Linked DNA regions of Homo sapiens: region 1 is linked to region 2. Evidence: chromatin contacts called from ENCODE Hi-C data. All regions are on one chromosome and are shown on one strand. Each heading gives the region's core, a stretch centred on a gene start or an enhancer-like site at or near the end of the contact. The rest is flanking DNA. Distances are from core to core; before and after follow the strand shown. Region 1 holds the start of WNT7A (Wnt family member 7A). Region 2 holds the start of IQSEC1 (IQ motif and Sec7 domain ArfGEF 1).

The links. A loop is a pair of places that touch in the nucleus more often than their neighbours do.
Region 1: a map of mammary epithelial cell shows a loop between it and region 2 (6-fold over the local background). The contact joins the promoter of WNT7A here to the promoter of IQSEC1 in region 2. A Hi-C loop is called at or near these places in 1 of 168 maps with a recorded cell type or tissue (mammary epithelial cell).

Annotation. Positions count from the first base shown.
Region 1 is chr3:13,877,850-13,881,340 of GRCh38, reverse strand. WNT7A (Wnt family member 7A) reads left to right here and starts at 1,270. Exons shown (of 4, transcript NM_004625.4): 1 at 1,270-1,595. The coding sequence starts at 1,525. RefSeq lists enhancers at 1,292-1,793, 2,296-2,797.
Region 2 is chr3:13,071,856-13,075,324 of GRCh38, reverse strand. IQSEC1 (IQ motif and Sec7 domain ArfGEF 1) reads left to right here and starts at 1,896. Exons shown (of 14, transcript NM_001134382.3): 1 at 1,896-2,333. The coding sequence starts at 2,311. RefSeq lists silencers at 1,521-1,700, 1,821-1,980.

The sequences.
Region 1 (3,491 bases), core at 21-2,520, 810 kb before region 2:
GTGTGTGTAATTTAGAAAGGCAATCTTGAAGGATAGTCAGGACTGGGTGCAGGAGGTTACTACAGTTGGGCATACTTTGTTTCCCATATGGTTGTGCCACTCGCTAGCTGGTGACTCTGGGCAAACACCTTCACCTCCTTGAGCCTCAGTGTCTTCAGCTGAAACCTGAGTTCAGATTTGCCAGACCTGGGCATAGGGACAGCAGGTCCAGCAGGAACACCAAGCCAGGACCACAGCCACTCCCAGGGAGCTCAGTCCCTGGAGCCCGAGAGGAACACTCTCCGGAGGCGCAGGCGCAGCCGCTCCTAGAGACTGGGCAACCCCCAGGTGGCAGGCGGGACCGGTCCGTGCAAACAGGGAACAGGTACCCGGAGGATGGACATTCGCTGGCAAAAACATAAACTGCCGCTCGGAGTCTTGGCACCACCCAATTTCCAGGGACGGTTAGACTCCCCCTAGCTCACTGGATGAGGTGTACACCAAAGAAGGGTGTTAGCCCCCTCGGGTCGGCCAGGGCACTCAAAGCATTCTGTTCCCGGGAGCGAGGCCGAGGTGCACCACCCGCCGCGTCCGCCTGGTGACGCCGCGAGCGCGCTCTGAGCGGCCAGCTGCGCCCCTCACGCTCCCGCGGCTCAGGCGCCCCACTGCTGTTCCGCGCGGGGCAACTGGGCCTCAGCCCGACTCAGTCTGTCGGCTAACAGCAGGATCCCAGAGGAGGCTGCCCAACCTGGGCACCCCCTGCCGCCACTCTCGAATAGGTGGGAGTAGGGAAGAAATACACTGAGCCAGTCAGCCCGTCGCTCCGCGAAAGGGGGCGCCCTCCCCTGAAGCTGGGGTTGGGGAACTGGGGTGTGCCCTGTCAGCCCCAGCTCCCTGTTCCGGGCTGGAGGGAGCAGGGCAGCAGACCAAGGCACTAGGCCTCTCGGCCGAGTCTGGTCCACTCCACCCGAGGGCAGCCTCTGGACGCCCACTCGCCCTGCAATCTGCAAGTTAGTGACGGGTGGGGGGCGAGCGGGCTCCTACCGCCTCCAACCGGGCTGTGCTCCCCAGCCTGCCACCTGCACCCCGGAGCAGGGAGGGGGCCCCCGGGAGCGCGCATGGAAAGGCGCGAGCGCGCGCCTTGTGCAGGCGGCCCTGTCCCGCGGGCGCAGGGGCGCTGGGCGGGCGCTCCGGGGAGGCGGGCGGGGGAGGGGGCGGGGGAGGGACGGGGGAAAGGAGGGAGGGGCGGGGGCTGGAGGCAGCAGCGCCCCCGCACTCCCCGCGTCTCGCACACTTGCACCGGTCGCTCGCGCGCAGCCCGGCGTCGCCCCACGCCGCGCTCGCTCCTCCCTCCCTCCTCCCGCTCCGTGGCTCCCGTGCTCCTGGCGAGGCTCAGGCGCGGAGCGCGCGGACGGGCGCACCGACAGACGGCCCCGGGGACGCCTCGGCTCGCGCCTCCCGGGCGGGCTATGTTGATTGCCCCGCCGGGGCCGGCCCGCGGGATCAGCACAGCCCGGCCCGCGGCCCCGGCGGCCAATCGGGACTATGAACCGGAAAGCGCGGCGCTGCCTGGGCCACCTCTTTCTCAGCCTGGGCATGGTCTACCTCCGGATCGGGTAAGGGCTGCCTGCGCCCTTTCCGCGCGTGTTTCGACAAAGTTGGCACGGCCCGGGGAGGGAGGTGTGCCGCCTGCGAGCCTCTGCCGGCCAACTTCCACAGCTTCTCTGAGAGGCCGGGTGGGTGCGGTGTGGGAGCGGTGGACGCACAAAGGCCCCCCGCAGGACACCCCAGGAGATATAGGCAGGGGGACTGGCCATCCTGAGGACGTCTGAGTCTGGAATCCCCCAGGACCAGAGACAGCCGGTAGGGACGCTCCAGCCTGAGGGACTCTGGGGGAGGGCTAGCTGCTGCAAAGGTTCAGCCCATCCCGGGGACCCTTCGGACCCGGGCATAGGGACAGCAGGTCTAGCAGGAACATCAAGCCAGGACCACAGCCAATCTCGGGGAGCTCAGTCCCCGGAGCCCGAGACGAACTCTCTCAGGAGGCGCGGCACAGCCGTTCCTAGAGACTGGGCAGTCCCCAGGTGGCTGGCGGGGCCGGTCCGTGCAAACAGGGAACAGGTACCCAGGAGGAAGGACATTCGCTGGCAAAAACATAAACCGCCGCTCGGAGCCTTGGCACCACCCAATTTCCAGGGGCCCTTAGACTCCCAGAGCCCCTTCCCGGGCCAAGGGGACAGCACGTCCCACCCCCAACAAACACACACAAAGGTGGGACGAGAGGCGGTCTGAGACACAGAGGGAGACAAGCGCTAGAGAGAGGCGGGACACCCCGCCCCCTGGAACTGGGCAGCAGAGGCGGCCGGGCGCGCGAGCAGCCCTCCGGCTTCACCTAGCGTTTCTGTGGAGGTGGGGCTCGGGGGCGCTCTGGCTGGAAGGTGGGAGGGGGCAGCTCGGGACGCGTCCTGGAGCTGCTTGTGCAAAGCCGGTCACCCTTTGTACTTAAGACAACGCGTGTGAGGCTCGGAGCGGTGTGGGGGCGGGGGGATCTGGGCATGGATAGAGGTTCTGGCGCTGAAGGGCCCGCTTGGTAGGTCTCACACACCCTGCCCCTCCAGCCCCCAGCAGTGAACCCATTACCATCCCTTTTGAGGAGGGGTGGACCGCAGGGGCTGCGGCGAGGGGATGTGCGTGGCAGACCCTTTGTGTTTTGTCACTACTACCCCCCTACCCCGTCACTTCCCCAGTCCACGTCTCTGGAGCGGGGATTTCGCAAGTTGTCCGGCCGCGGCCGCTAGCAGGTGCGTGCAGAGCCGACCAGGGGCCGCCAGCCCGACCAGCGGCGGAGAGGCGGCTGCGGGGCTCGCGCCAGTACCGCCAGCCTGCCGGTGTGTTTTAAGTGTTATTGATTCGCCCGCGTCTGGGTGGCTTTCCTTTTTTTCCCCTGCTTTAATCTTCATCTTGGCCCGCGCCCCGCCGCCCCGCGCACATTCAGCATCCAGGAAGCCAGTAGGGCCGATTGGCTCGAGCCGATTGACTCGGGCCGCGTGCGGCTTTATCTCCTTTTTAATTAGAAACGGGGAGGAGGGACACGGGTGGCGGGGGAGACAGAAAGGGAAAACAGCAGAAAATAACCTCCCCTGGCCGCCCCGCCCGCCCGCGGGCCGCCCTCCCGCCGGCGCCGCGGCCTCCCCGGATTGGCCCTGCGGGGGCCCAGCTGCCCGGCAGGGAGGGAGGGAGGGAGTCCTGCAGGGCGCTGGCTTTCCGCCCCAAGCTGCCCTCTGGGGTAGGGAGAGGTCCAGGTCGGAGAGGTGGGAGTTGCAGGTGACTTCGGGCCAGGCCCTGCTGCTCCCTGCGCCTCGGGCTACTCATCTGTATAGTGGACATGAGGGGTGAAGTCTCAACGTCCCTAAAAGGTTTTTCCATTTCCCCAGACGTGACGGCTCTACCCGCTTCTGGCTGATGGTGGGGCATCTGCGGTATTCTTATTTTGCTCGGATAGTTCAGGTGAC
Region 2 (3,469 bases), core at 647-3,146:
TGCAACCCATCTAAGCAGGAGTGGTAATTATGTTCACTTCGTAGGGCGCTTCTGAGAATTCACTGAGACCATGAAACAACTGGACCTGACACAAAGTGAGCCCTCCTGATGCAGTGGCTGAATTTTGATGTTATTAAAATCTTTTGAAACTCCAGTGAGGAGAGGGGTGGGGTGGGCTCTGCAACATGTTAACCCACAGAAATATGAATTCCTCACATGACTCAGGGAGGGAGGTCCGTGCTACAGGAAGATTGGTCATGCATATGGATTCACCTGGAGAGGGCAGATCGGGAAGCGTCATGCAGTTCTGTTCGATGCCTCACCTTGGCCACCTGAGGCCGCAGCTCCAACCTCTGCTCCCTACCAGGACACTGAGCTGGAAGACTGGGGTCCTAGTCCCACCTCTGCCACTCTTTGCTGTGCAACTTTAGGCAAATCGCTCACCCCCTGAGGTTCATTTCCTCCCCTGTAAAGGATGGAATGGAACTCAAGGATGCAGCATCACTCCTTCTAAATTCGGTGAGTGTGAATCTGGAGAGAATGGAAAGAGGAAGGGAAATGGCCCTGTGGGCTGCCATCCACATCCAGCCGATTCCCAGTCTCAACTACTCCCTCTCTCATTTATTCCTCCCAGTGAGGCAGCTTTCAAGCAGTCAAGAACCAAGACTCTGGAGCCAGACTGCCCGCCAGCTATGTGGCTTGGGCCAGTTGCTGAACCTCTGGCTTTAATGCGCTCCCCCGTGAAGTAGGATGATAGTATTAGGCCTCATTGGGGTTGTCTTGAGGATTACCGTGCACGGAAGAATATTATCTACATGCCTCTGAGATAGGTCTGGGATTCCTGGTTTACAGATGAGGAAGCAGAGAGGATCAGATGAACATCAGACAGGAAGAGAGAAATCTGTGTGGGAAAGGCGGGTGTGGGAGCCGAGGATGGATGTGCGCTTCTCCCCTCCACCTCCCTGTCGCACACTGCACCACGCTGGCCTCCTCTGGGCCAGTCAAATACACCAGGCTGCCTTCCGCCTCAGAGCCTTGACGCCAGCTCCTCCCCTGCTTCTTGCGTCATCCGAGTCTCAGCCACACGTGCCTCACAGAGGGCCTTCCCGACCACCCCGTCTGATGGCAGAAGCCTCCTTCCCGCCTCTCTTGGGGTCCCTGCCTCCCCTCTTCCTGCTCTCTTTTCATCCTGATCCTTATCACCACGTGCAATCCTATATCTGCACACTTACTTCCTGGCTTCCCCTTAGACTGTAAACATCATGAGGGCAGATACTTGCCCGGCACATGGAAGGTCCTCGGGAGAGGAAGAGGCACCATAGCTAGACCAGAAATTCTCCCTAGCCACGTGCAGCCCCCTTTGGGACAGGACTGGCACAAACGAGGACTGCTCTGCCATCCACCGTGCAGCTACTGGCGTGGTGCGCCCTCCTGGAACCCCGTGGTATAGCTGTTATGATCCCTTTCACAGTAGCATAATCAAGACTCCCAGGAGAGACGCGGCTTGCCAAGGTCTCATCGCCCTTCAGTGGCAGAGACAGCCTTGGAGTCGGCCGGCCTCACTCCAGGGCCAGAGCCCCGAGAGCTCCGCGGCTCGCGTGTCTCAGTGCCGAAGGCAGAAAAGCCGCCTTGGAAAGTAGTGTCATCGTAGGCTCCGCGCGGCGCGTGCATTTTAGCAACAGACTTCCAGGTTTCCAGCGCGGGCCAGGAAGGGGCCGGCGCCCCGCGCCCCGCCGGGTGTGTGACTTTGCCGCGAGGGCGCAGCCGAGCGGCCGCGCCTGATGCTGCTGTTGCCATGGCGACCAGCGCCTCGGCGATTGGTCCGGCGCGGCCGCACTACGTTGCTCCTTGGGCGCGGGGGGTGGGGGAGGCTCCGGCGCGCCCGCCCCTTCTCCGGATGCTGCGAGAGCAAACCCGGGGCAGCCTTCTCTCGACCCTCCCCTCCTCATCCCCGCGCCCCGCACCCCGGATGGACGGGAGGGAAAAACCCCAAGGTGGGCCCAGGTAGCAGCGAGGTGGACGCCCCCGCCCAGCCTGGCGACCACGGTTACTCGACGTCCTCGCTCGCTCCTGGGCACGGTGTGAGCGCGCGCTACGTGCCAGGGCCCTCCACAGCCCGCTGCTGGCGCCGCCCCCCGCTCCCGCCCCAGCCTCCCTGGAGGAGCCCGCCACCCCCGGGAATGTGACTCGCCCCGCGATTTAATTTTATTCCCCTCCACTTCTTGCCTGAGCCGCCTGCTCCTCTTGGAAACACGTTGAGCCTCCCCGCTGGAGAGGGAGCCAGAACAGGGAAGAACGGATTCACACAGGATGGCTTGCAGAAGACGCTATTTGTGAGTATATGTGGCAGGTTTCTGCCTGAAGCCAGAGGCCAGAGGGGCCCGGCTGAGCTGGGAGCTGGAGTGAGGGGCATCGTTGGGGGAGGGGCAGGTGGATGTGCAGGTGACTTGCAGAGGGAGCTGGCCACCCAGCAGGGATGCCGGCGCTCGGCCCCTGCAGCGGAGGTGTTTGTTGGTGATGACGATGAGAAAAAGGCTATTAGTCAGCAGGTCTTCAGCAGGCTGTGAAATTCCCAACTGTGAGAGCAGGTATCCCCCCTCCCAGATCCACATTCAGGGTGCCCAGACCGGCTCCTACTGTTTTGGCTTTGGTTTAGCCCATAGCCTGTTTAGGAAGAGAATCTCTGCCCAGCACGCCCATGGCCAGCCCTTCAGCCATGCCTGATAGAAGGTCGCAGGCAGGCTGAGGCAGTGGCCAGGATGCTGCGTCCTCCAAGGGCAGGTGAAGGTCCAGCCCACCGTCCCTAGCACGGAGGCATCAGTGTCCAGCTGTGTGCCCAGGTGTTCTGTGGGCTGGCAGCAGAGCGGCTGTGTGCTGGGCCTCACGCCAGCAGCAGAGGCTGTGAAAGTCTGCACGGGGCGGTGACATCACGGGCCCGGGTATTTATGGAAACCAAAGCCTGCGCTTCGGTTAGCCAGGCTTCCCAGGGGGCAGTGGGGTTCGAATGCCAGCTTCCCTCACAGCTCTCTGGGCGCTGCACTGTGCTGTTCTAGGAGGAGCAACCTTTGCCCTCCTCTGGGACCCTCGGCTGCGGGGGTTGAGGCCCAGCGTCAGGTCTCCACCTGCCTAAACTATTTGCCCAGGACCCACTCATTTGGGGCTGTGCAGTGACCTCAGACCTTAGGAGGTTAGAGAGCATGGCTGAGTCCTCTTGAGCTGGGCTCAGTCGCAAGGCTAGGAAAAGGAGGCCTGGAGCAGTATGTGGGGAGCCTTCTGGGGGCTACCCCAAGGCCTCCCTAATCGATGGAGGCCCCTTACCATGGCAGGGGCCTGTGGAACCCCTGATAGAGTGGCAGCTCCCCGTCACCTCCACTGAGGGAAAGTAAACACACCTCTGCCTCTGCTGCGTCAGCAGTGCCAGGCGGCAACCCACGGGGGATGGCGGTGGCCTCTGGTTCGGGGGATGGCG